Regions from separate parts of the Homo sapiens genome. Here region 2 is linked to region 1. The links are chromatin loops, found by intact Hi-C in ENCODE. Cell type or tissue: breast epithelium. All regions are shown on one strand. Region 1 overlaps CCDC6 (coiled-coil domain containing 6). Region 2 overlaps SLC16A9 (solute carrier family 16 member 9).

Evidence for each region. Peaks named below come from ENCODE experiments on the same cell type or tissue, not always from the same donor. Only the 100,000 strongest peaks of a DNase experiment are listed, where the experiment ranks them.
Region 2: a loop joins it to region 1, with 13 times the contacts of the local background. A loop is called at or near these places in 1 of 110 quality-filtered maps.

What each region holds. Positions count from the first base shown.
Region 1 is chr10:59,862,677-59,867,676 of GRCh38, forward strand. All of the region lies in intron 1 of CCDC6 (coiled-coil domain containing 6), which reads right to left. Among named protein-coding and RNA genes, the nearest start is that of CCDC6, 41 kb to the right of the region's middle. In breast epithelium, CTCF peaks have their summits at 2,642 and 2,843; a DNase peak (open chromatin) is centred at 2,695; H3K27ac peaks cover 1,199 bases.
Region 2 is chr10:59,664,434-59,669,433 of GRCh38, forward strand. All of the region lies in intron 3 of SLC16A9 (solute carrier family 16 member 9), which reads right to left. Among named protein-coding and RNA genes, the nearest start is that of SLC16A9, 43 kb to the right of the region's middle. In breast epithelium, no CTCF peak of the experiment used is centred here; no DNase peak of the experiment used is centred here.

The DNA.
Region 1 (5,000 bases):
TCAGAAGTAGTTAAAAAGGTTTAAGATCACAGTATCTGACATCCCAGATTGACAAAAATTAACAAGTTTGATAATATCAAGTGTTGACAAGTATCAAGATCAGTGGGAATTCTTATATAACGTATATGGCAGTGTACATTGGTACAAATATTTTGAAAAACTAAATATTTTTGTACTCTACTATGTAGCAATTCTACTACGAGGTATATGCCCTACATAAAACTCTTCCATGTATAGAAGAAAGCAGTTGTAACATATTCATTGTGTTGTTGATCCTTAAATAAAATACTGGAAACACCCCGAATACCTACTCAGAAGAAAAACAGTATATTCACACAGAAAATTAAAAAGCAATGAAATCAAAAGAAATACATTAAATACAATATGAATAAAGCTAAGAAACACAGTATGGTGTGAAAGAAGCTGCAAAAAAAATACATTTTTTAATAAACTAAAAAAACAGAAGAAATGATATATTGCTTAGAGATAACTTATGAGATGAGGAGGTGGGAGGAACAGAATAGGAATGAAATTCACAGGTAGATGCAATGGTATCAGTACCATTCTTGAGTGGTAGGAATCCAGGTGCTCATTTTGTCATGCTTTATAACTTACACGTGTTATATGGTCCACTTTTGTTTGAATAAAATATTACATAATGAAAATGTTAAACAACGTTATAAATATAACTTGGTGGATAAATCATTTTCCCTCTTAGAATTCATAGATGTTACAATACAAAGCTCAAAAATATTATGCTACGTGATAGAAGCTTAATGCCAAAGACCACATATTATATGACCCCACTTATAGAAAATGCCCAGAATGGGCATATTTATAAAGACAGAAAGATTTGTGGTTGTGTAGGGTTGGGGCAGGGAAGGGTGGGTGGTGGGGAGAGGGATAGTGAGTGCTAAAACTAGATTATAGTTCAACTCTGTAAATATAATAAAAACCACTGAACTGTACATTTTACACGTGTAAATTTTATGGTATATAAAATTCTATCTCAATAAAGCTGTTTTTTAAAAAAGCATTCTCTATAACATGCACGCTTTTCATATATCAGAAATATCAATGAAATATAAAAATGTTAAATGACCTTAGAAAGCAAGGAGATACAGACTTAAATATATGACATAATTCAATAAAACATGAAAAAGCCCTAACTTTACATCACTATAACAATTCACTGTAAAAAATGGGGCATATCTAATACTTATCACTTTGATATATCTAGAAAAATAGCTAGCCCATCGTTCAAATATCATCTCTAATATAGTTACAGGCACATTCCAACTTATAAATGCTCTAAAAGTCACAAATGTTCTAATTTATAAGTTGGTTGTTGGGATAACATTTTCTATTGCAACAACATAAACTACAGTTAGTTCCCATGGCCAGCTTTAAAAAACTCATTCATGCCATGATGTAACTGAATTCTGCTATGAAATGTAGTCTGAATCTGGGTCCTAAAAGCAAAGATTCAAAGTAGAAGAAAGTTCCCCCCACCTTTAAGTATGGAACCAGTTTAAGGCATAATTTTCAAAAGCTACCTTGGTAGTTTCTTATTCTTCCTCTCAGAATTCTTTATCACCTACTGCTACACTTATCAGATGCAGAGTCCACTCAAACTGCTAAGTCCCTAACTCCAGTAAAGCATAACAACCAAACAATCCTTTCTCGAAAATAAATCATGCCCGCAAATCAGCAACCTTCTTTTCCTTACAAAACAAAGTTAGCACCTAACAACCCTTTCAGTGGGCAACTGAGAAGAAAGCAGACTGATCCAAATTATTAATATACTAAGATGTGAAAGGCTTTCTTAACCCTGATGATTGTTCTGCGGGGTGTAGGAGGGCAAGATAGGATCCCTGCCAGAGTATTTTCTGCCAGAACAAGCTTACTCAATCAGTTACCTATTGTTATGTAACAAACCATGCCAAAACTTAAGGCTATAAACAACAACAATGTACTGTCATTACTCTATGGGTTAATGGGTGGTTTCTTGGCTGGTTTCACTGGGCTCACTCACATGGCCGCATTCAGGGGGAGGTTCAGCTGAGACCCAAGATCAAAGCCAAGATCAAGGGATAGGAAACAGACTCCCACCTCTTAATGACAGAAACAGTATAGACCTCCTCAGATGTATGCATGATATATAAAAAAGAGATCAGACAAAAAAGGGCTGTGCCTAACAAGTCTCAAACCACACACATTTGTAAGAACAAGAGTCACAAACTACAAGGGAGCAATGAGTATATCGGTGTTCTGTGTTTGTGATTCACATCAACGATTAACTTAATACGCGATCTTCAAGTTGATCAAATTACTACCTCCAAAACGTTTTAGCTCAGAAGCTACTGGGGAAGTTCTTCACTGCCCTTGGAAGATGTGTTGTTAATTATGGAGGCCTCTAACCAGCTATTTACGAGAAACCTATCAATGTCCCACCCTCTACATCTCTACCTATACCTGACACCCGAGGTTTCCAACCCTGGCCCAGGGGCAATGACTAACACCTGAAGACCGGGATATAACATTCCAACAGCTATACATGCTTGGAAAACCTGCGGTGTTTCTCAGTTGCACCTGTGCAGAGAAAAGGAAGTAATCAAGCACCTCCTAACTTCAAAGAATCAACAGGGGGAGCTCTGTGATAAAGTGACCTCTGCAACAGAAAGTAGGGCCAATTACAGACAGAGATGACTGCCAAATCCAAGGCTCCTCCCACCCTTTCCCGGCAAGGTGCATTCCCCAAGACAGAGAAATCTTAAAGGAAATTAAAAACAACAAAACAAAATAAAAATCCAAACAAAGAATAAAACCCACTGGCAGTTGATCTCCATTTGGAGGTTGAATGATTGTAAATTGATTGCAAAAGAATATGATTCTAGCTGGGCACGGTGGCTCACGCCTGTAATCCCAGCACTTTGGGAGGCCGAGGCGGGCAGATCACGAGGTCAAGAGATAGAGACCATCCTGGCCAACATGGTGAAACTCTGTCTCTACTAAAAATACAAAAATTAGCTGGGTGTGGTGGCCCGTGCCTGCAGCCCCAGCTACTTAGGAGGCTAAAGCAGGAGAATCGCTTGAACCCAGGAGATAGAGGTTGCAGTGATCGAGACAGGGTCACTGCACTCCAGCCTGGTGACAGAGAGAGACTCCATCTCCACAAAAAAAAAAAAAAAAAAAAAAGAATACCATTCCAGATTAAATACTGGCCATGCATCATTCACTGTGTACCTACACCAGGAACCCTAAATTTCTAAATAAGTTCCTATGACTTCTGACATGGGCAGGGTGAACCTCAACACTAGCCCCAGAAGTTTATCTTCCATCTGCCTCCTCTCCCCACGCCCCATAATAAGTTCCCAACCAGAACTGCTGCCAAGTAGAAAAATAAGCTACAATCATTCGATTTCTAAAAGTTAACATCTGTGATGGAGAATCTCCTGCATGGGAAGCACCGTGTGGAATGTGACACTGCATACGACAGACACTGTCCCCACCCTGAAGGGGTATATAATCCTCCTAGCAATTAAAGAAAAGCAACATCATTAATCCATACATTTAGCAATTGGCCTTGGAATGATCTTGTCTTGGCTACATAAATAGCCTCAAGAATAAAGAGATTTAAAATGGGATTAAGCTGCACAGAGGAAAAAGCTAAGCATTTTTATCTACTACAGTAACAGAAGAAATACAAGAGACTACTCAAGGCCTAAGGTCTGGCACATAAGCATCCAAACACCTGCTGAATAGGGAGGAGCATAAACATACAGAAATATACCAGCTGTATATATGCATATACTCGTATAACACTGGACAATCATCCTTGATAATGGAGGAGAATGTTTAAGTATTGATTGTATTCCTGGCAACATGGCAGGCTCTTCCATACAGTATCACATCCATACACTGACTCCACACATTTCGGCCTCACGTCGTATATAGGGAAACTAGCTCAGAGAGGTCAAGCAACCTGCCTGAGGATCTCAGCTACAAAGTTATGAGGGCTATGATTCAAGCAAACCCTGGAATGGCTCCAAGGCTCCTAGTCCTTCTATGGTCTAAACTCAACAATCCAGTAACAATACCTTCCTCTGATCCAAAGGCTGCAGCATCATTCTCCAAAAGTCACTAACTTCCCACAAAAGTCAACATTATTTACGCTGCTGTCAGTGCCTGAACATCACAAAGCAGCTCATCTTCAGAATGACAAGCCCTGTAATTTGCTTTCTCAAACTGAGGGTAACTAAATGTTGGGTGACCAAGAGGTACTCTTTCAGACTTGCAAAAAAGCCACTTTCTGCTATCGCTGCCATCACTTCAAGTAGTAGAATACATATTCCCTGATGGCATACACGCCATACATAGTGTTCCTGTGTGTTGACAGCAAGCTTTTGTAGGGTAAATGCACCAGAGAGCAACAACTTAAGCATATCCCCAGAATGACCCATATGGCAGAGGCACCTGAATGTGTGTTCTGAGATAGGGAATTTGGGAGTGGCCAACCTGGAGGTTCACATCTTGTAGACCAAAAATAAAATTCTAAGCCTCCCCCAACCACCTGATGGACCCCTTCTCTCAGCCAAGGGCATTCCAAAGTTAGCCTGAAAAACTGATTCAGGCCATGATGGAAGAGAGGGTCACACATGCCTCATCATACCCTCCCTCCCTTTTTGAATTCAGGAAAAGCCAACCAGCATTAACATCAACATAGACCTTAAGTCTGATAAGAAACATTTATAATCTATTCTCTCTGAAGCCTGCTACTTTGGAGGCTTCATATGTATGATAAAACCGCAGTCTCCACAACTCCTTAACATAACGCAGACATTCCTTTCTATTGATAACTTTTTCAACCAATTGCCAATCATTTGTTTGTTTCTGAGACAAGGTCTCACTCTGTCACCCAGGCTGAAGTGCAGTGGCACTATCATGGCTCACTGCAACCTTGACTTCCCGGGCTTGAGTAATTTTCCCACCTCCGCCTC
Region 2 (5,000 bases), 200 kb before region 1:
CTGTTACAAGTACAGACTCCTAGATTCCTTCCATGTGTGTAGCCCCAATAGACACCATTGGGCAGCCTCATTTTTCACCCCACACCCACCTTAAGATCAGGGTCAAGTAAAAAAGTATCCAATTTCTAAAGCATGAATGAATAACGCCAATGTAAATTAAGAGATTATGGAGAAAGAAGGAAAATGGCTAAATTCACATACCAAATAGCAAATTTGATCAAGTTTGCCCCTTAGAGATCTATGCCTCTTCCAAGTCCTTGCCCCCAGCTCAGTGTTCTTCCTCTTCTAAGTCCTCTAAACAACTTTTTAAAATACACTTGATCACTCAAAGCTATTTTGTCAGAGTTTAGCCTGCACAAGCCAGTCTGCAATATGAAGGCCCTGTGGGGTTCTCATATCATCTCACACAGTGAAATTTGTATCTGTAAGTCTTCATCTTTTAGAGGTGCATATTACCTTATTTAGAAGTAAAATGTAGTAATGTCTTTACTTTAAAATACTTTCACCAAAAAAAGGAAGCACATACAACAAAATACTGACAACTATTGGTGAGCATATGGTTGTTTGCTATACTATTCTCCACTTTTCTGTAAATTTGAAATTATTTTATAATTAACAACAAAAAAAAGTTACAACTAAATTTCTCTTCCTGAATCCTAAGGGTAATATTTATCTCCAGATCATCTCCAAGGCTCTCGTTTGTTAGCTTAATATTTTCTTCCCTTTTAAGAATCTGACAACCCCAGTTTGTTTTTCATATAATTCTCCGTTGGCCCTCAGTCATTTACTTTATGCTTTTCTTCCACAACATTATCTGTTCTTGAGGATCACTCTAAAACAACAAATAAGCCATAGTCTAATAACTGAATTTTAACTATGGCCTATTATGTGAATTATTAAGGCCATTTTCCTTACTTAAAATAGCTACCTGGACTATGATTTAAAAGAATACATGAGTTTAACAAATACACTGCATAAACATTTTAGGAAATCAGCACTTAACCCATGACTCAGATGATTATCCATAATTGCACACAGAGTCTTATTAATGAAATGAGAGAGATTAAAACAACTAGACTTTAACCCTTTAAAAATAGAGTGCCCTTTTATGTCATTTATGGGGAAAAAAATACTCTCAAAATCTAAGACATGAGTTGGATTAATTTATATAGTTGTCATTACTACACAGAGGACACTTCAAAACATGAAATAAGAACTGTTTCTAACCAATCAATTTTGTGAAGCCAAAAAGTGTCACCCTTAACTAAGACTATTTCTGAAAGCCTTTGGAGGCGGTTTTATTGTAAATAATGCAAAGTTACATGCTTTCCGTGATTTCGTTGTCAGAGCTGTGTCAAAGGTTAAGCATTCAAGACATGAAAAAAAGACATTTCAGGTTACTAAATGTCAATGCCAAAAAAGTTGAAACAGCAACTTTTAAACTTTAAATCTTATACTAAAATGAATTTTTTAAAATGATTTAAAGGCCTTAGGGTTCAGATAAGATTACCTCACTTTTTTTTAATGTAGCAGAAATCTGAAACACATTTACTTTAAATTTGTCAGAAAGCAAAAGGTGAGGCCAGGCACGGTGGCTCATGCCTGTAATCCCAGCAGTTTGGGAGGCCGAGGTGGGAGGATCACTTGAGGTCAGGAGTTTGAGATGAGCCTGGCCAACATGGCGAAACCTCATCTCTACTAAGAATACAAAAAATTAGCCAGGCACACAATGGTGTGCACCTGTGGTCTCAGCTACTCAGGAGGCTGAGGCAAGAGAATCACTTGAACCCTGGAGGTGGAGGTTGCAGCAAGCTGAGATCGCGCCATTGCACTCCAGCCTAGGCAACAGAGCGAGACTCTGTCTCAAAAAAAAAAAAAAAAGAAAAGAAAGCAAAAGGTGGCATGATTCCTCTCTTCATCTGCATCAGGACAACCTTAAATCAGCAGTTGTTAAAGAGAAGTCTGTGTACCTATGGTCCCTAAGATCTTTCATGAAGTTAGTCAAGTCAAACCTATTTTTATAATAATACTAAGATGTTCTCTGCTTTTTTCACTATGTTCACATTTATGCTGATGGTGCAAAAGAGATGCTGAGTAAAACTGCAAAAAGCCTACCACAAACTAAGGTATTCCTAAGGAACTAGACACTTCATAGGCTTCACAACCACACCCTCACAGTAAAAACAAACACATTTGTTTTCAATGCTTCACCTGAATTACAATAATTGCTGCAAGTATAAGCACTTAAGTGATTGTTTTATAGCTAGCTGAAATAACCACTTTTAAAATATAACATCGTTTTATTTGAAACAGTGTCTGACAGACAAACTACAGTTATTTAACCTTGGGTGTCTGGCTGATATTTTCTTGTAAATGAACCAACGCTGGGAAACAACTGACAGTAATTGTTACCAATGATAAAATTCATATTTTCCAGCAAAAAAAAAAAAAAAAAACACACAGAATTTTGGAAAACTTGTATCTGTCACCATGCATTTGACAGCTTCCCAATTCATAAAGATTTCTAATGAGCTTTTTGGTAATATTAACCAAAGTGATGTTTTACAATGAAATGTGTTAATATTTTTAAGTTCTTGCATAACTCAGCAAATTGATATTTTTTGATATTTTTTGATAGCCAATGCATGAAGCTACAAAATTAAGTTTGAATAAAGATCTACTCAAAGCACAAAATAAACACATGGATTTACTATAACAGAGTATGAAAAGTATACTGATATGGTATCAGGTTCCTCATTGCAATTAATCCTTAGGAAACTATCACTTAACAAATTTCGGTAGAGGAATATCTATAATTACCTGAAAAGACTCTTAAACACTCTTCCCTTTTCTAATTACATCTTTGTATGAGACCAGATTTTCTTCATATACTTCAATCAAGAAGCATATTGTAACATATTGAGTACGGAAGTAGATAGGAGAATATAGCTGCCTTCTATGAAACCAGACATTAAAGAGATTTGCAAACATGTAAGACAATGGCACTCTTCTCACCAAATTTTGTTTTGCTTTGGAAAACAGAGTTATTTTTCATAATAGATATGATATTTACGTTAACATCTACTGGATTCGTTATCTTGAAATGAATAGCTAAACAAATATTTTTAAGTGTCTTATCTCTTAATACAGCACATTTTAATAGACTAAATCTAAGTATAATCCTCATAATCAAAAGTTTCCAGGTGTTCTAAATAGAAGAATGTAAAGGGTTCCAAGATTAAACAGTTTGGAAACCACTGCCTTAAAGCATTCCTTGGCCTCCAACCAGTTTGGATCAGACCCCTACCAGTGAAAAAATTCTGTGTACCAACCTCCAGTAAAAGAATAACAATTTTAAAATTAAATACTTGTACTACTGACCATTCACAGCATCAGTATTAGTAAGGCATAGTTGTTTCCCTTTCTTTAAATGGTAAAAACTAAATATATTTACATGTTGTAACATTTCTTTTCCACACTTTACCTTCCATTTCACACACTGGAGACACAACTTCAGAGGCCTCTTTCCCCTCACCTCCTCTCATCAAACCAGACATCAAGCTCTTTATCACACCCACGGCCTAAATTATCAACCTCACTCTCTCTCTGCACTAACACTGCCTCAGTTCACCTCCTCATCTTTTTTTTTTAATCTCATCTAAAGCCTCCTAATAGCTGTCTCAGCCTTCAGTACTTTTCCCACCAATCTGTCTTCTAAACTGTTGTCATATAGTTCTCATCATGTCATACTACTGCAATAAAGACCTCATTAAACTGTTAGCATCTGGCCTCTGTTACATACCATGCTTTGACATATTTGCAACTCCTCACACCATCTGTGCATTCCTTAACAAACACGTATAAAAAGACTGCTGTTTATCCATTCTATCTTGCGCCTCTGAGTACTTAGGCTACTGAAATGTCCTCCTCACACCATCCCCACTCCCCTTCCAACCGTATCCACTTGAACCACTTCCTGCCTGTTTTTCAAGACTTAGCGCAAGCATAAATTAAGCATGAAGCCTCCACCCTCTCTCCCCAGCACACACACATACATTGGCTTCCTTTCATCATTGCACTTATTGTGCTGTGCTACAAGTTATATATTTTCAAGTCTATTCCTCCAACTAGACAATTGGTTGTGCGACTTTGGCAAAGTCATTTAAACTCTCTAATTCCTAGTTTATTTATCTGTAAAACAATCTTGTAAGATAGTTGTAAAAATTAAGAGACATAAAAAATGTAAATATGTAGTTTCTGTCCCTATGCTATCATGAGTACAAAAAAAATCCATTATATTGGTATACTTTTTTCATTTTTCACCTGAGTATTATGGCATTATGTAGATACTGCCTCAGACTACATTAAAAAATCATAGTACCTTATTACACCTGCATATCCATGACAGTTAAAAATTATCTTCAATTATATAACAATTTTGAAAGGGGGGGCTTATAAATCTCTATTTCTACTAAAGCAAATATACAGGAAATGCTCTTTATCTCATTTGGCAGAATTACAGTAAGAGAATCAGACTGTCTACAAACATGTTCTTTTCCCTCCCCACTCTCAGTGGACTACGCAGGTATTACCAAAGAAAGGGCAGTGGTGGGAGGTGAGGGGAAGAAAATGGAATTCTTCCAAAAATCAGGAAGGGAATAATAAGAAAACCATAATCAGCTAGCTAAATAACAATATATTCTAAAGAAAAGAGAATACAAGGAATTGGTTTTGAGTTGTGCTTTTCAGAAAAGCAAAGAGAAATTATTAGAAAGAGGCTTGAGCAAATCATTACAGGCACATTCCCTGCACCACCACCTCCTACCCACCTAATTTTCATCTCTCACTGTATTGCCTTTTGCCTGATTTAGAAAATTTATTGAGAAAACAGGAGACTCAATTCCCAGATTTGGCTGTGTGGCTTACAATCACTTGCCAATACATAAAGATTTCTAATGAGCTTGTTGGCAGTATTAACCAAAGTGATGTTTTACAATGAA